Regions from separate parts of the Homo sapiens genome. Here region 1 is linked to region 2. A link is a loop called in an ENCODE intact Hi-C map of the cell type or tissue named here. Cell type or tissue: lower leg skin. All regions are shown on one strand. Links, peaks and the distances in the headings refer to the core of each region. The heading gives the core; the rest is flanking DNA. Region 1 overlaps LINC02794 (long intergenic non-protein coding RNA 2794). Region 2 overlaps SLC5A9 (solute carrier family 5 member 9).

The links. Peaks named below come from ENCODE experiments on the same cell type or tissue, not always from the same donor. Only the 100,000 strongest peaks of a DNase experiment are listed, where the experiment ranks them.
Region 1: a loop joins it to region 2, with 2.5 times the contacts of the local background. A loop is called at or near these places in 27 of 110 quality-filtered maps.

The regions. Positions count from the first base shown.
Region 1 is chr1:48,100,264-48,111,307 of GRCh38, reverse strand. It overlaps LINC02794 (long intergenic non-protein coding RNA 2794), which reads right to left. Exons shown (of 15, transcript XR_007066073.1): 10 at 10,456-10,651. It also overlaps the pseudogene SKINT1L. Among named protein-coding and RNA genes, the nearest start is that of LINC02794, 56 kb to the right of the region's middle. In lower leg skin, for the core only: no CTCF peak of the experiment used is centred there; no DNase peak of the experiment used is centred there.
Region 2 is chr1:48,229,558-48,237,557 of GRCh38, reverse strand. It overlaps SLC5A9 (solute carrier family 5 member 9), which reads right to left. Exons shown (of 14, transcript NM_001011547.3): 5 at 6,853-6,958; 6 at 5,933-6,013; 7 at 5,407-5,612; 8 at 5,056-5,191; 9 at 3,796-3,903; 10 at 1,679-1,829. Among named protein-coding and RNA genes, the nearest start is that of SLC5A9, 11 kb to the right of the region's middle. RefSeq lists an enhancer at 5,484-5,985. In lower leg skin, for the core only: no CTCF peak of the experiment used is centred there; DNase peaks (open chromatin) are centred at 3,307 and 3,677.

The DNA.
Region 1 (11,044 bases), core at 1,790-9,789, 130 kb after region 2:
CCTATTCTCTAAATGTATCTTTACTTTTTTCAGTTTTTTTAATATTGAATTTCTTTCCTTAACATTGCACACTTTTCTCGAGTATCTTGGAATCATTTTTACCGATATATATTTAAGACTGAAGAAAAAGAAAGATGAAGTCAGAGTGAGACTTACAGACCATCAAACTTTATCAGCTACCAGGAAACCAGTCATTTCTCTAGAGCACCTCTCCCTCAAAAAAGTGCCAGATTATGGAAAGGTTTACACAGGTAGGCAGTAGCTACACCTGCTCTCCTAGATGGCTTCTTTAATATTTTTTAAAAGGAACTTCTATTTTATTTTATTTTATTTTGTTTGTCTGATGTAATCAAAGTTATGGCCTGTTTGGTTTGCTTTTGCCAAGGTATAAATACTGCCTAAAGGCCATTCTGCACATGGGGATATGATGCAAGTCGACTTGCATGTACAAAGCTTCAACTCATCCTCCTGTCTGGGCCCCCACTTTTAATTCTCATTCTTTGTTATGCATACAGTCTCAAGCCTTTCTAGGATATTACCAGGGCAGTTGACTGCCTTTAACTGTAGTTTCCTTGGAATTGCAAATATCAATAGAGAGCTGGTTCCTTCTCTTTGTTCAGGTTTCAGCTCCAACATCACCCCAGAAAAGTCTACCATGACTTCTCTATCTAAATAAACCTCATCTCAATCACTCTCTATTATGGTTTTCTATCTTGTCATCCTCATAGCATTTACCATCATCTGAAATGATTTTGTTATTGGATTTTTACTTCTGCTACTAACATGCAAGCTCATGGGAAGAAGTTTTGTTTGCCTCATCCATAGCTACTTCCTCAATGCCTTTACCCATACCTGAAACACGAGAGGTGCTCGTATATTTATTAAGTAAAGACATAGTCATAAGATACTGGGCAAGGTCAGAGGAAGGAGAGATGCTTCTGCTCCATCTCAAAATTCAACTAGCCCAGGCTCAGCCCCATTCCCAGAACTTCTCACTCCAAACTCAAATTCATTCTCCCCTATCCAAGCTTAGAAAACCTGGGATAATATCATTTATCTTTTACCAACCCTTGCCTCGCCTCCAATTCCTATGTTCCTAGTTTATTGATTGTTACATCTGTCTGGTAATTTCAAATTCACAGTTTCTCATGACTTCCCTAAATACAGTGCTTATGATTGTGCCTTACCTCCATCCTGTCTACCTAGATGTGTCTCAGAATAATAGAATAGTTAAGAGCAAACAAAAAGTAATAAATATGGAATTGAAGAAAACAAATTTCCTCCACCTCTCTGCCACTTGAGACAAAACTGGTTCTTTTCCCCAGGGCAGGGCTGTGTCAGAATCTTGTCCCTTCATAGACTCAAAGTCCAAAGCCTGACCCTCTGTGCAAGGATCCAAAGAGAATGAAAGTTCCTCTTGCATCAGAAGGACTGTCTCAAGGGCACCTGTGCTGTCTGCCTCAAATATGTGTAATACAGGATGCTAGACTGGTCGTTCAGCCTCAAATTCTTTTTATCCTCAGAGAAGATACACATGCATGAATTAATAATCAATAAAATAAACATGTGTCTGTCCTCTGGCGTTTCATTCACCGTAAATGGACACCATGACCTAGAGAAATACAACAAAAAGAAATTGGGAAAACATTGGACAGAACCAGTGCTGTTTCTTTGGAAGCTAAGCAGTAAAAGCTGTAAAAGTACATGAGTGCCATCTAGAGGCAAAACTAGCACTGCAGTGTTGTTAAAGGTTGTTCATACTCAGGAGAAAAGAGAAATTTGCTCCTGGAAACCCATAAGTGATGGGAAAACTTGTCATGACAACCTGATGGATCCTGCCCTATCGTCAATGACTGGCAGTAAGCAAGTTTTTCATATCCCGAGTCAAAATTTGCCTCTGCCTTTCCTGACCGCTGCAGACCACAGTAACCTCCCCTCCTCTGATAGATCCTAGGGTATTTTCTTTAACATTTAATCAGTCCCAAGTCAGAACAAGTTCTCTCTTCAACAAATATCTTTCCCGATATATTCTTTGCATCAGACTCTGAGCTCAGCAATGGGACTGTCTGCTGGTTTACAAGTCACTTCATGAGCTGGAGGGACGTTGTCCATCCCCTCCTTCCCTGTGACAGGAGTTCCCTGCATAACATCTCTGAAATGCACTTCCTAACCTTTTTAGAAATGGATCCTTTGGAAAAGCACATCCCACCTGCTCTAAGACAGGTAAAAATCTGTAGGCATATAACTTCCCGCAGTGAAAATCATGGGTTTGGAAGTCGGTGAGATGTACTATTGAATCCTACCTCTGTGATTTGTGAAATGTGTAAACTACCGAAACTTGGGCAAAGGACTTAACATCTCTGAGACTTGATTTCCTAGTTGTTAAATGGAATAATAATACCTACCTGTGGTCTTATGGTAAGGATTAGCAATAGCACTTTTTTTTTTTTTTGAGACAGTTTCGCTCTTGTTGTCCAGGCTGGAGTTCAATAGCACGATCTTGGCTCACTGCAGCCTCCACCTCCCAGGTTTCAGTGATTCACCCACCCCAGCCTCTTGAGTAACTGGGATTACAGGTATCTGCCACCATGCCCGGTTCATTTTGTATTTTTAGTAGAGATGGGGTTGCACCATGTTGATCAGACTGCTCTTGAACTCCTGACCTCAAGTGATCTGACCTCAAGTGATCCACCCTCCTTGGCCTCCCAAAGTGTTGGGATTACAGGTGTGAGCCGCTGCACCCAGCCCAGTATTTATTATTTATATACAACCTGGCACAACCTGGAACAAAGAAAAAGTGGTAAGAAAATATAAACTTTCACTATCATTATGATAATAAAAGTTCTATGAGATTAAGTCATCTACTTTGCAAAGTTGTTGTGAAGACTAAATTATGTATACATGTATGATAGACTGCCAGGCAAAACAGAACTTAGAATTTTTTTCATCAAGAGAACCTACCAGTGGGTTTGGCAGGATATGATGTCTCACACCTGTAGTCCCAACACTTTGGGAGGCTAAGGCAGACAGATCACATAAGGTCAGGAGTTCAAGACCAGCCTGGCCAACATGGCAAAACCCCATCTCTACTAAAAATACGAAAATTAGCCAGGTGTAGTAGCACACACCTGTAGTACCGCTACTTGGGAGGCTGAGGCAGGAGGATCACTTGAACCCAGGAGGCAGAGGTTACAGTGAGCCAAGATCGCGCTACTACACTCCAGTGTGGGCGATAGAGCGAGACTCAGTCTCAAAAAAAAAAAAGAGAACCCGCCAGTGGCTTCTATCTGACAACATTGTAAGTTTTATCACCTTGAAATAGACGTTTTATTTTTCTCTGAACACTTCAGTTGCATCTCTGAGTTATTGCAAACAAAAGACCACAAGGTACACGCTAAGATATTAATATGGTTTGGCTGTGTCCCCACCCAGATCTCATCTCAAATTGTAATCCCCATGTGTTGAGGGAGAGACCTGGTAGGAGGTGATTGGATTATGAAGGCAGTTTCACCCATGCTGTTCTCGTGATAAGTGAGTCAGTTCTCACAAGAACTGATGGTTTTAAAGTGTGGCACTTCCTGGTTCTCTCGCTGTCTCCTGCCACCTTGCAAAGAAGGTCCTTGTTTCCCCTTTGCCTTCTGTCATGATTCAAAGTTTCCTGAGGCTTCCCCAACCATGTGGAACTGTGAGTCAACTAAACCTCTTTTGTTTATGAATTACCCAGTCTCAGGTAGTATCTTCATAGCAGTGTGAAAACAGACTAATACAGATGTGGAACAGCTGTAACAGGATTCTTTAAGCCTCACAAAGATTATCCTTTGCAAAATGTCCCAAGATTTGACTACTTGGGAGAGGGAGCTAAATTTGCACAGGGGTGGCCAGGCATGGTGGCTCATGCCTGTAATCCCAACACTTTGGAAGGCCGAGGCAGGCAGATCACCTAGGTCAGGAGTTTAAGACCAGCCTGGCTAACATGGTGGAACCCTGTCTCTACTAAAAATACAAACACTAGCCAGATGTGGTAGCAGGCACCAGTAATCCCAGCTACTCAGGAGGCTGAGACAGGAGAATCGCTTGAACCTGGAAAGTGGAGGTTGGAGTGAGCCAAGATTGTGCCACTGCATTGCAGCCTGGGCAACAGAGCAAGACCCTCTCTCAAAAATAAATAAATAAATAAATTTGCACAGAATCAAGCCAATCTCTTCCCCCTAACAATCGAGATTAGATTCTCTCTGATAGATTGAGTACATTTGGAAACATCACCAAATGCTTTACACTACACAATGTTCTTGAAAAAGTCAAGGAAGATGGACATGATTGGCAGATAGGCCTTAAGCAATTAAATGAAAAGCAAAAGTGATATAACCTATTTTTATGCCTTGGGCTGATAAAGAAAATCAGTCCAACTATTCATGTGCAGCATCACATCTGGCATGTGGTAGCACTCAATCAATGGTGGTTCTTATTACTGATATTGTTCCAAGTGGTTTCTTGCTAATCCAACCCAGAGCTTGTGTCATCTGGCAACAGTCTCATCTGGGCCCAGTTAGCAACTTCTCTATGAGCTAGCCATGTTAACAACCTTTCTAGCTCACACAGTGGTAGGCCAGAGCCTGTTAGGATGGAGGGAGAGATGGCAAGGAAGTGTGGCCAGCCAAGGCTGCCAGCACAGACACAACTCAGAATTCTAAAATATGTTCCCCAGCAAGGAGAGATCTGAGAAATGCCTCAATGTAATGCTTGCCCTTTGGACTTGTCTAATAGGAGCAAGTTGCTCTAAGTGATGTATCTAAAGTGTAGCTACCCATGCTGTAGATTATTTTTCCTTTTTCTTTTCCCCCATCAGTGTTAACCTTCTTGCACAGAATAGAGGAGAACAAACAGAGAAGGGAATGAAGTAATAGTTCTTAGGGATGTGACAAAGTCCAGAGGCCTCAAATCATCTCTTGAGTGTGTTACACTTTCTCTCCCAATGGATTTTCCATGTTTGCTACATGAATAATGCACCATTAAGCACTGAAGCAATACAATGGTAGCCTTAACAAAATAGCAATTTGAAAGTTAAACTGTCATTACTAGTTTGTATCTCAATAGTGCATCTTTCTTTATAACGCACGCTTAATTTCATTAGAGGCATGGGGAATAAATCATATTCCCCTTGCCTATGGTGGGGATCATCTTATGGTTGCAAACATCAAGATCTATCTTTAGATTTATTGGTGACAAATATCAGCCCATTGTCCTAATGGTGAAATAACATAGTCTACTAGCACAGGATACAAATTTAATTTAGTGAAATTTCTTTAAAAAAAAAAAAAAAAAAGCTCTGAATCACAAGCAGTATGAGCTGGAAGCATTCAGAAAAATAACCCACGCCTGGTTCTTAGCCTCAGAGGCACTCCAGAATCACCTGGGAGCTTTCAAAAAATGCATTGCACAGGCCCCAACTCAGACCTATTAAATCAAAATCTGTAATTATAGGGCCCAGTTATCATTTTTGAAAACCTCCCAGGTGATTAATAAGTGCAGCCCGGAATGAGCACCACCCATATACATCAACCCCATGATTGTACAAGGGGGCTTTAGCCCCACAGGGGAGATAGCTGGTGCAGGGTTCCCAGGGATGGCTGGAGAGCTGGGTCCAGAGCCTGGTATTTTGCCCCAGCTGGCACCCTTCCTGATTGGATGCTGTGCCTTAACATCTCTTTGCCTTGGTTCCTTTTTCCCTCAATAGCCTACCCCTGCCTCCAGGTTTCTACTTCATTCACTAATTCATTAGACTTGTGTGGAGTACCTACTATGTGCCAGATAACCCCATTCCTGGAATATCCCCCTATGTCTTAGCTCTGCCAAATCTTTTCCATTGTGGTGATCTTTTTAGCACTCCTAAAAGGCAAGGCTTCCTGCAAGCAACAGCTTCTGACTGCTCTAACCACAGGAGGGAGCCAAGCACCCCACTCTTTTTTCTATAAATCCACAGATTGGACAAATCAAGCAGAGGGCAAGTGGATCGCAGGAGGCAGGGCCTGCAGGGAGTGGGCGAGGGCTGTAAGAAATGAACTCTGAGTGACCTTTCAGGCTTGAGCCACCGTGCTGCCCACCTGAAGAAGGCCATGGGGTACACCAAATACAACAGGCTTGACAGACAGGCACACCTAGGACTTCACTGGCTGAGAGTTCGCCTGGACCATCACTTATAAAGCAACCACAGAAGGTTGTACCAAGATCCAATGTGGCCAAGAATATAAGTGCTGGAACAGAGCAAGTGCCCAACTAGCTGGAGTTCCATCTTCTGAGAGCCCCTCCCCTTCCTTTTCTCCCTGCTTTCTTTCATCCTCATCCTATTCTCTTTCCTTTTCCTGAGAAGCCACATAGAGCAAGGAAGGCCTGAGATGCAGAGCATTCACCCCTCCACCATGGGTAGCAATTCATGATGTAGGTTCTCCTGCAGAAACCAGCCTATAAATGTCAAGTTGTAGCCTTGACATGTCCCAAGGATATGATGAACACTGCCTCAAATGGCCTTGTCTGTCACCAATCCTTCACCAGATCATCCCTCAGTCAGAGGATCTGAGGCAGGAGCCTGCGGTGACCTGCAGGGTCCTTGCTCTGCCCTCCCCAGCCCTCTATGGCCACCTGGTCCCATTGGTGAGTAGTCGTTGGGCCTCTGTTGACTGTTGACTGAAACTCACTGCCACATAAGGCAGCCACTGTCAGGCTGTCCCTGTTGTAAATGAAAACTTGACACTCCCCCAGCACTTCTGCCTTTGGCCCTTCAGAGATTTGGAGCCAGAGAGATGCCCCTGAGTCTTCTCTCCTTCAGACTTTAACAAAGAAATCTCTGCCCACCCTGGTGAGATCTCCAATTTTTTGTGGTCCTCACTCCTGAAGATACCTGGTTTGGTGTGGTGACCCCGGTGAGGGCAAGGGGAATCTCTAAGGGTTTGTGCTATGCTATGAACCATAATACACTTGTCAACACCAGCCAAGATCACATTAACCTGGGAGCAGCAGGTCAGCCTCCTCTTTCCTGTCCACCTCTGGTTCCCAGATTGGTTTTTTATGAACAAACAAAAGACTGAGCTCCCTAAGGTGAGGTATTCATAGTTGGGGGTTTGGGCCTAAAGGCAGACTGGTTCCACCAGACTCCTGCTCACTGTCTGCGGTTCCCTCTGTCTCTTCTCTGTGGCTATCCCCAACACGCAGATTGGTAACTGTCAGCCAATGCACACAAGGCTGTGCTCTCTCAATCACAAAAGGAAAAAAAAAACACTCCTTGAGACTCCAACTCCTACATTCTTTTCCTAGGAAATGCAAACCCATTCTTAAATGAAAAGTCACATTCCCACTGTCAGCCAGGCACCACCAGAGTTGGTCTTGACCAGTAGGTGGATTGACTGATTCCTCCCAGGGCTGTGAATGAGGATACACCTTCCATGCTGACCCATCTGTCGCTCCCTTTCTTTCTCCCTCCCTCTCAATACACACACACACACACACAGACACACACCCACGGACGCACATACAGAGACACACAAATACACACACACAGACACACACACGGAGATACAGGTATACAGAGACACGCAGAGGTAGACACACCCAGAAACAAACAAAATGACACACACATACATAGACACAGATACACACATATAGACACACACAGAGACACATACAGAAACACACATCAAAGACACATACAGGCACACAGAGAACACACACACAGATACACACACAAACACAAAAAAAGAGACCCACAGACACTCACACAGACATACACATAGACACAGAAGCACAGACACAGAGACACACGCAGACACAGAGATACATGCAGACACACAGACACACACACAGATGGCCTTAGCATCCAGCTTCAGGGCAATGCCCTCAGGCATGGGCACTGTCCCTATTTCATCCCTGTATCCCCAGCAAAGTGCCTGCACACAGTATGTGCACAATAAATGTTTACTGAACTCAACAAAGCCACAGGGGAGACAGTCCAGACTGCTTAGAGCAGCCACTTAGAGCAGCAATGAGAAAAATGAGTCCTGTCCAAATTTCCTTCTGATTAAATCCTGCATATAAAGTTCTAACTGGAAGATTTTACATTGTAAAAACATTTCTGAGACCCTCCCCACTTCCTTTCCCACAAAGCCCAGACTCCATCATGAGCCCCCGTGACGTGGCCCCTATTCTCTTGGCTGCAGCCTCTTGGGGAGAGTACAGTATGAGGCAATTCTCTGGGAGGTTCCCAGATCATCTTTGGCCTACTTGTGTGCCCCCAAGAAACCTGGGATCCTGGGAAACACCATTATCAGACAGTGCCTGCTCACCAAAAGTCCTCCTGCCCAACAGCTTCCTGAGCCATATTGAAACCCAGGTTTGCCTGACTCCAAAGCCTGTGCTTGAAACCACTGTGCCCCACAGCCTCCAGCACCGTCAGCAATGAGAATCCCCAGATAAGATGAAAACAGCGCTTCCAGCCAGGAGAGCAAGGCCCACGGCTGCAGCAGGAAGAGCCACAGGAGGAACTGGGCTCGGTTTCATGAGGAGGCAATTATGGTTGTCAGAGGCACCTCAGAGGCTGGATGATACATGTGTGAACATTCCTTCATTCATTCCTAGAAATGAGACATTACAGAATATGGTTGAAGCAAAGGGTCTAGCATCAGACAGAGCTGGGTTTAAATCTTGGCTCTGCCACTCAAATGCCAGGTAACCTTAGTCAAGCCATCTGAACTGCCTCACTTTCACTCAACTGTAAATTGAGAATGATCGTATCCCTATTTTAAAGGTTGTTGTGAAGATTAAATGAGATAATGTATATAACAGTTATTAGACCCTCACAAAAGTCTTACAAGGTAGATATTTTATTCCCATTTTACATTTGAGAAAACTGAGGCACTAGGAAGGAAAAAAATGTTTCCAAGTTTGCCCGGGCCCAGTAGCTCAGACCTCTAATCCCAACACTTTGGAAGCCCGATGGGGGCAGTTCAGTTGAGGTCAGGAGTTTGAGACCAGCCTGGCCAATGTTACAAAACCCCATCTTTACTAAAAATACAAAAATTAGCCAGGCAGGGTGGCGGGCACCTATAATCCCAGCTACTTGGGAGGCTGAGGCAGGAGAATCACTTGAATCTGAGAGGTGGAGACTGCAGTGAGCCAAGATCACACCACTGTCTCCAGCCTGGGCAACAGTGCAAGACTCCGTCTCAAAAAAAAAAAAAAAAAAAAAAAAAGGTTTCCAAGTTTGCACAGCTTGTCACTGGCAGAGGCAGAGGTGGGACATAGAATACAATTCTGCCTGATTCTTCAGCCTCTGCTGATAGCCCATCTCACTTTCTCTCTCCATCTCAGGATGTGTGGAGTCCCCCTGCCATCTGAGTGACCACTCTTGCAGGACCAGGCATCACCATGGCCTGGAAAAACCAGCCTCAGTGCCCTCAGTATTTTTTGGTTGCTCCTTCCCTGGAGTCCTTCACAGCACCAGAAACTGACTCTTCCTGGCTCCAGTTCTCTTCTAGATCTGAGAGGACAAAAGCCCCACAACCTCCCAGCAACCTGTGCATCAATAAAGGCTGCCTTGCTCCCTGTCTACAGTGAGCAGTATGTGCCTCCCAGCCTGAAGCCCTCTTCTGCTTCAAGAAAGTACCTATGCAGTTCTCTCCTGCTTCTGAACCCACTGTTACAAGCCTATGGACAGGGAGTGAGTGGCCTGTGCTCACAACAGGTGCACGGTCCACCACTCTGCCTCTGGCATCCAGAGACACTCACCCCAGTGTGAGCTATTTAGGCCACTCTCAAGGGGTCCTGGCCCATCTCACCTCCCCTCTTCATCCCTCTCAGTTCAGGATGTGGGCCTCCTTGATTTCATAGTTCTCTTTTCTTGTTACCTAGAGGACATGCTCTCCCCACCCACCTGCAAACACTTGTGTGGGAGTAGCTATCTCAACATCATGAGCAAAAGGTAGGTTTTTTAAAACTATAGCAGATGGTGAGAACATAAGAATCACCTTAGGTATTGTAGTTGCTTAAAATTATCCTCCTGCAAGAGATTTTAATATGGAAGAGCCTGAGGTGAGGCTCAAGAAGCTGCGTTGTTAACTCTGGGGTCTCCTGACACCAGCCCTCAGGGCCTTGCTGCTTTAATGCTCCTGACTCAAGGTCCTGGGGAAGGATACCAGTCATTAAAACCCAGCCAGGACCTCCAAGGTGAAAACTGACAAAGCACAGGCTCCCGTGTCAAACAAATCTGATTCACATCCCAGCTGCACCATTTTCTAGCTATGCAGTTGGGGTCTAATGACTTACCATCTGTGAGCCTCAATTACCTTTCCCTGGGACCCCCTCCCTCATGCCTATTTTTAGAGTTATCATGAGGATTAAGTGAGGAATTATACATTGACTAAATGGCTCAGAAAAAGTGAAATCAGCATCCCTTCAGTCTCTGCTTACCTCTCTACCAGGGGATCTCATGCCCATGTCTCCAGCTTAGCATTTGTTGCAACACATTGAGAATATCCGGGTATGTCTCTCTCTCTCCAGTAGGCTGTGAGCTCCTCGAGGACAGGAGCCAGGATTAAACCCTCTTTTTATTTCCATGGCCTAATGCAGAGCCCAGCACACAGTAGGGTCTCCATGAGTTGTGGGTCTATTGAAATAGAGAGGACATTCATTGCGTCCTTCCACCCCCGGAACCTCAGTCAGTTCATGCAAAAATAACAAAACCTACCTGTGTTCACTGAATTACTATTTAGTACCAGGCCCTGTGCTAGGGACATAGCATACCTCACTTCTAATCCTTATTCATCCCTGTGGATATATATTACTAACCCTGACCCCACTACACACATGCACACACATCCTGGGTTTTTGTTTTTTTTGTTTTTTTTTTTTTTTGTTTTTCACTTAGGAGGTTACTATGGTTCAGAAAGATGAGGTATCTTGCCCACAGTCATATAGCTAGAGGATCTAGTTCAACCATTGTGGAAGACAGTGTGGCAATTCCTCAAGGATCTAGAACTAGAAATACCATTTGACCCAG
Region 2 (8,000 bases), core at 1-8,000:
AGAAGGTTGGCAGCCAGAATCTCAAATACTAAGATTCAGAAACTTAGTCTTAAAATCCCAGAATATAGGAATTTTGGAACTGAAGAACCTTATAATTCTAATGCCTCCGTGGCACTTATATATTAGACGGCTTCAAGGTCATGTCACCCACCTGTTGCTGTTCAAGGAGGAATTCATACATTCCACCCCACCCCCCACCCCAGTCAAAGGCCTCTGGTCTCTGCTTAGAATGTCTTCTCTTTTCCATCCCTGCCCTGTGTAGGGCAGCTCTTTCCCAGGATGACTGCAGCTTCCAGGGACTGCTCCTTCCTCCACGCGCTGATCCTCTCTCCCTTACTGTGGCATTGATCTTGGGAAAGAATCCCACTTATTCACCTGACTCCTTCTCAACAAACTGTGGCTCAGACCTAAGTCCCCAAAGCATTCTGCATGTATGATTTTGCAGATGTGTGAAGTTGTTGATGAAAAACTTTTCTTGGATGTGTTGGGTGCAATAACACATATGACCAGTAGATAGAGCACAAACCTCACTGATTGAGGAAATGGTAGCAAAACCAGTTCATATGCACAGATAAGGAATGCTTCTTTTGACATGTCACTGCATACCTGTCTTCTCCTCTCCTTTTCCTCCCATTTTGCCTCTCTCAGACTCCACTAGAGCATCAGCCCCCCAAGTAGCTTCCCTGCTGCTCATCCCCCTCCTCTTTGCACAATCTGTCCTGCACTCAGATCCTGCAATGGCCAGTCCCCTTGCCTAGGGCTGGGGGTGCACAGATGAGCAAGCAGTAGGAATCCATTAGGCAGCCCTGGGCAGAAGGCATCCTAGTGGAAAGAACAGTGAGTGCAAAGGCAGGGAGATGTGAAAGAGCAAGCTTCCTAAATTCAAGTACCTATCCACAAAGTGGGAGAACTTTAGTCCAGAAATCCAAGTTAGGGAACCTTCGATTATGAAGCAAAGATCTAAAAAAGGGCCCCTTAACCTTATGTAAACTACAAATCTCCAGCCTATGGAAAACCAAAAATTTTAGCCACCAAGTTATGCTTTTAAAAGCATAAAACTGTTACCCACAAGATAAAGTTCGAATTCCTTAGCTTGGTGTCCAAGGCTCTGCATCATTTGGAGAGAGCCCTCCTATGAAAATCTCCATTGACGCAAATACCTTGCTGTGTTACCTGTGTTTCTACCTTCCTTAATAAACTGTGAGCACGCTGAGGGCAGGGCCATATGACCCATCCGTGGGTCCCCTGCATGTGGGATGTGATGCACAGTAGATGTTCAGAGTGAATCTGATGGATCAAATTAATAGCATTTTTTTTTAACCGGGCTTAACATCCGGAGTTGGTTGGGAATACCTTGGGTGAGCTGCTTGCTAACTTTCCATGCACTTACACAGTTTACCTTTCATTTCTTAAGTACTTTTTCATCTCTCGACAACCCTGTTGATCAATTTCAAGATAAAGTTACCAGGGAAGAGGTGTTTTTTCCTATTATTCTGAAAGGAGGAGTGGTCCAGGGTTGGCGAAGGACTTACTTGAAATCATGTGGAGAGCTGGAGCTTGAACCCGGTGCTCTGGCTGCCAGTCCAGGGTCCAACCCAGCCACCTCTGTTCAGGGTAACCCAGGGCAGGGCAGAGGGGAGAGGGCACTTCGGAAGGAGGGAAGGAGGGGCCGGCGCACCTGCCCACCACCATCAGCTCCTGCTCTGTTGACTTCCTGCGGAAGCGCTGCCACACATCAATGGTGAACAGGGTGCTGCTGCTGTTGAAGATGGAGGTGAGTGAGCTCATGAGAGCGGCCATGATCACGGCAATCATCAGCCCCCGCAGACCTGGGGAGAGACGAGGCTCATGTGAACGGCTGGCCCATTAAGGCCGGCTCTTCCAGGACTACAGAGGCTGCTGGAGCATTCTGTAGAGTCAGGAGCTGGGGGTGGGGATGAGAGAGGGAAGGGGTTGGATGAGGCTCCCATCCAGCACAGATAAGAAATCCTAGACCACAGAACTAGAGGCTGGGTTCTGCCCAGGCTCTGTCCCTGCCTTGCTATGTGGCCTTGGGTGACTCATTTGCCCCTCCACCCCCCACCCTAAGCCTCAGTTTCCTCATCTATCCTATTAAGTTATGTAAGACTAGGTAATCTCTAAGGTTCTCTGAAGCTTCGACATCTCAGTCTAGGTTTCACAGCTTGTAGACACTTGGTTAGTGGGTTGCTGCTGGGGAGAAGAGAAAGGTGATTATTAATAATTGGGTGGATCTGTTTAGTGTTTCCATACCTTCTTCATTGACATGGTGGTGTTGGGCTAAAGCCCTGGCTTGGGAGGTAGCAGCTTTGGGCTTATTTCCTGGCTCTGCAAGTAACCAGCTGTATGTATGATCCTTGGACTAGCTCCTTGCCATTTCTGGGCCTATTTTTCCACTTGAACAAGGGAGGATGGGACCCACTGGTATCTGAAGTTTCTCTGACAGTGACCAAGCTTCTAGAGATATGGCTGCTCACCCCTGGGGAGATGATCCCAGCCCTGGTGCCACCTCAGTCCTCTTTCCTTCCAAATCCATATATTTAACCACCTTCTGATGTCCCCCTCTCTCCCTTGAAGTGTCACAGGTGCCTCAGGCTCAAGTGCTCCAAACTCAGGTGCCCATCTCCCTCTGGGGCCTTCTGTTCCCCTCTTTAGTTATTGTCTTTCCAGCCTCACAGCAGACCTTAGGGCTACCTGAGACCCTTGCTCTGCTCCCCTCCCTGCTTACCTCCAACCTGCCCCTCAGGGCAGCTCTGTCCTAGCTGGGCCTCCCTCCATGGCCACTACTTCCCGGATTCACTCCTCCTTCTACCACAGGGAGGGAATAACTCTACTCTGCTGCCCTCCATAATCCCACCTCTCTTCATATGTCCCTAATCTCAATATTATTATAAGCCCACCACCTAAAGGCCAAGATCTGGGAGGCTTCTTGGATTTCTCTGTCTATATTATCCCTCAAATCAAGTCCTGTCAATTCAACCTCACAAACATCTTTAAATCCCTTCTCTCCATCTCTGATGCCACTGACTTGGTCCACCTACCTGGACCACTGCAAACTCCCCATGGACAATCTCCCTGCCTACCCACAAGCCTGCCTCGTACAGAGTTGTCCACACAGACTGGTCTTGCTAAAACACAAATCCAGTCATGCTCTCTCTGACCAAAACCCCGCAGTGTCCCAGCGCTCTGCTCTAGAACAAGGCTTGGCTGTGACATCCCCACCAGGAAGGTTGTCTTCCTTCCTCCTGGCTCTTGCGTCCACACTGGGCTGCTTTCAATTCAGACTTCCTGCCCTCTCTTCACCCTGGGCCTTTGCACGCACAGCTTCTCATCCCTAGAATGACATTTCCCATGCTCCTCCGGCTGTGTCTGCCTAAGATTTAACTCGGGATGTAGCTCCATTTCCTTCCCTCTGGGAGACATTCCAGACATCCTCCAGCTGGGTCAGGTGCCTTCTTAGGGCTCCCTTAGCCCATACTGGGTCACCACACTGGTCCCACTGGATTGTGCCTGTGGCAAGTCCAGGTACCCTGGAGACCGCATGATGCCTGAGCAGGGGCCTGCCTTTTATCTCTGCATCTCCAGAACCTGCCCACAAAGCTGGTGTCTTACGTACAAATGCCTGTAAAACGTGTGTGTATGTGTTGGGATGGGGGTGCAGAGGTGAATAGTTTTCTTCCCTCTTCCCATCCATGTTAGTGCCTTCCCTCCTGGGCAGTGGAGATTGGAGGAGGCTGGAGGTGAGAGTGCAGGGTGGGGTGGGGAGAAGAGACTCACCAACAGGCATGAGGGCCATGACCAACTTAGGGTAGGCAATGTTGGAACATCCCACTCGGGCCCCACAGATTCTTTGGCAGACATCAGGGTCCACGCAGCCCACCTCGTCTGTGGAAGAAGTAATGGCAGTTAGAGTCCGTGATCTCGTGCCTTCTCAGGTTGGCCTAGTATTTGCTTTCCAAAACTACAGGATAATGTTCACTGGAGACTCTGACAGGGACCCATGTCTACAAGGTTGGGGGGCAAATGGTGTCTGGGTCTTTGGTAAATTTCTCGTCCGTATACTTATTACCTGATTCACATTTTTTCTACTGAAATACTTATCATATGTTTGGCCCACAAAGCCTAAACTGCTTATTATGTGTTCTTTTCTATCTTTTTTTTTTTTTTTTTTTTTTTTTTGAGATGGAGTCACGCTCTGTCACTCAGGCTAGAGTGCAATGGAGCAATCTTGGCTCACTACAACCTCCACCTCCTGGGTTCAAGTGATTCTCCTGCCTCAGCCTCCTGAATAGCTGGGATTACAGGCATGTGCCATCACGCCCGGCTAATTTTTGTATTTTTAGTAGAGACGGGGTTTTACCATGTTGGTTAGGCTGGTCTCGAACTCCTGACCTCATGATTCGCCCATCTCAGCCTCCCAAAGTTCTGGGATTACAGGAGTGAGCCACCATGCCTGGCCTTCTTTTCTTTTCTTTTTTCTTTTCTTTTCTTTTTCTTTCCTTTCCCTCCCTCCCTCCCTCCCTCTCTTCGTTCCTTCCTTCCTTCCCCTTCCTTCCTTCCTTTTCTTTCCTCCTCCTCCTCCTTTTTTTCTTCTTCTTCTTCTTTTCTTTCTTTCTTTTTCTTCCTTTCTTCTCCTTCCTTCCTTCCTTTCTTTTTCTTTTTCTTTCTTCTTCTTTTCTTCCTTTCCCCTTCCTTCCTTCCTCCCTCCCTCTTTTCTCTTCTCTTCTCTTTTCTTTACTTTTCTTTCTTTTCAATAGGGTTTCTCTTGCTCTGTCTCCCAAACTGGAATGCAGTGGGGCAATCACAGCTCACTGCAGCCTCAACCTCCTGGACTCAAGCTCCTGGACTCAGGATCCTCAGCCTTCCAAGTAGCTGGGTCTATGGGTGCATGCCACCATGACCGGCTATGTATTCTTAATAGACAAACCTTGCCAACCCCTGCTCTGGCCTAACATTGTCCAGGGCCACATTCCCATTCTCCAGACACTCCTTGAAAGCCTCAGATCCCAATACCCAGAGAGCAAGGCTCGTTCTTACCTGGGAACAGGGCCCGGCTGATCATGCCAGGCATGACGATGAAGAACATGGGGAGGATCTTCAGGTAGCCCCCCAGCACGGAGCCTCCCTTGGCATGAGACAGACTCTTGGCCGAGAGAGACCGCTGCACAATGACCTGAAAGGGCAGCAAATGAGGAGTGCAGCGCAGGTAGAGGAGAGGCTCATTAAGCCACAGGTGAGCCCTGACACTGGGCATGACTGTGTCCCTACTCCAGTCCAGTCACAATCCCAGAATGAGGTCCAACCCTCTATGCATCCAGGCACTGGGTTTTTCTGCAGGAAGCCACCCCACTTCCTGGCAGGCTGGGCTAAGCCTGGCTGGGGGATTACCTGGTCTGTGCACCAACACCAGGTGGCCAGCACTGTGAGCCCGAAAATGAGACCTGGCCAAGGGATGTCCCCGCTCACAGGGTCCCGAAGAATGTGGAAAGCATCGGGCCGTGGGAGGTGACAGGTGGTGTTGGGGACTGTGACATTAGGGATGGCCTGCCTGTACCGCTGCTCCAGGCCTGGGTACCAGCCCACGTCCTGAAAGCCTGTGAGGAGACAGTGAGTGAAGCAGCCCTGAAACCCCACTGAGCCTGTCACTCAGCAAGCCCAGCCCCAGCCTCATGTGGGCCCTCAGGTTGGAACTGGCATGGGGATTGGGGGTGAAGGAGGAAGATGGGGCTTGGGCTCAAGACCCTTGGTTTGAAGTAGCGAGAACCCTGCTCTTTGGGAGCTGCAGCCTGGAGAGGGGACATGGCTCACATGGCTCTATGCACTGGAAAGTTTCAATCGAACTGTGGAGGTGGCAGAGACAGGACAGAGAGGAATTTAAGAATGACAGTGGGGTATATTTAGGTCTCTTCCTTACCCAGAAACATGAGGACCAGGGCTCCCCCTACCATGATCACCGTCTGCAGAGCATCTGTGTAGATCACGGCCATGAGGCCACCTGGGGACCCAAGGAGAGGGCTCATCAGTCAGCACCAGTTTGGGGTCCTCTCTGGCTGCCTGCCCTGTGCATGGCCACACTGGGGAGACCAGAGAAGACACACAGCCCTCTTAGCAGGGGAACTCTGGCCACTGCCTTTCTCCGCACCTAGTGTTCCCCTCTCTCCCTCCCCGGCAGGATGCCAGCTGGTCACAGTCAAAGGTGCTGGGGCCCCTTCTTTCTGTCTTGACAGCAGCTGACTGTGGCCATCACACCACAGCTTTGTGTTATTGTTTAATATCCCAAGTCCATTCCTTGACTTGCAGTTCTGCCAGGAATACTCCCTGCTTTCTCCTCCCAATGCCCATCTAAATGCCCCCCTGTCTCTGGACCCCAACTTAACCATAAGTAAGGCTGTCCTGTGCTGGCCTCCCAGGGTGCCCAGCCCTGTGCAAGGAGATTTGGAGGAGGTGGGTTGTGGTCTCTGCCTGGGGCAGCCTGCAGTGACTCTGGCTTGGGTCATAGTCCTCCTCTCTACCCTGCTCCCCAGGCAGTTAGTCTTTTGTGGTATTTCTTACTGTCTCTCCTTCCCTGTCTCTGCCTGACCTGTTCCTCCTCCCATTTCTGCCCTTTTTATCCCCCTGGTCTCTGTCCCTGTGTCTGTCATTCTGTTCCCCTGTGTTCTTCTCTTCTACGTCTCTGTCTCAGCCTCTCTTTGTCTCTGCCTCTCCTGTTTCTCCTCTCTGTCAGCATCAGCTTTCTGTCACTCTGTCTCTCTCTCTGGTTGTCTCTCCTTCAGTCTTTCTCTCTGGGTCTCTGCCAGTCAGAAGCTTTCCTCTTGCCCTCTTCCCTCTGCCTACCTGCAATGGTGTAGACGGCAGTCACCACCAGCAGGATCCCTGTGGAGAGGTACAGGTTCCAGCCCAATGCCATCTGGATGAAGAGGGCTCCAGAGAAGATGTCAGTCTGCAGAGAGCCAGGACCCAAGAGGCCAGACCACCCGAGGCCCTCAGTAGGGTTGTATGGACACATCACCTGCCTGCCCAGCAACACCAGGCACCCTCAGCCCTCATCACATGATGAAAATGAGCTTTAAGTGCTATGCTAAGGAGTGTGGGTTTTATCTTGCAGACACTGAGGCGCCATGGAGACTTTAAAGCAGAGAAGTACTGTATAAAGCCTCCAAACTGAGATAAATTTAATCACGTAGCTGGTCTGCTGGACATGAAGGGAGTGGTGAGGAATGAAGTGGAAGGCTGAGGAAGTGAAGGAAGGTGCTGGGCTGGAGAAGAAGAGCTCATTTAGGAGAAGAGAGGAAGAACCGGAGAGTTGCTGGCTGCTCCCTGGCAGAGCAGAGCCTGCTTGGCTGTCAGGTGGCCCACGGCTGACCCAATGCGGCAGGAGCCCTGGTGCAGATAGGCATGGGTCTGGGTCATCTACATACTTGGGTTTATTAGCAGACATGGGCTTATAGCCTGAGCTTAAGCTGACTTAGGATGTTCTCAAATATTGGTGGAACAAGGGCCTTAAAGTGTTTTTCAGCCCTAGACCTGGCAACGGAGTGATTCAGTTCTCTTTAGTGTATGCTTGTGGATACCATTCCATGATTGTTTTGTGAACCTGTTACAGGGTCTAAAACATAACAGAGTGGAAGGAGCCTGGACTGGGTCATGGAACCCACACTTCAGCTTCAGTTCTAGAGCTAGCCCTCTGTGTGGGCTTGGGCAAGTCATTTGACCTGTCTAGGTTTGTTTCCTGATTTTAGGTCAGTAGAGGAGGACTAAAGACCTTTCTAACTCCAAAAATCTAGGCAACTAATGTACAGTTGATGAACAAAGAATCCATTAATGAAAAAATAAATGAATGAACTCTGGATTGTGATTTATTTGAGTGTAGGGGCTGTCATTCACTCCAAAAACATTTATCATTCATCTCTGAGTACCCCAGTGCTGAGGCAGAACATGCATTAAATGTTTATAGGTCCTGCTTTCCTTTTTTTCAACAGTGA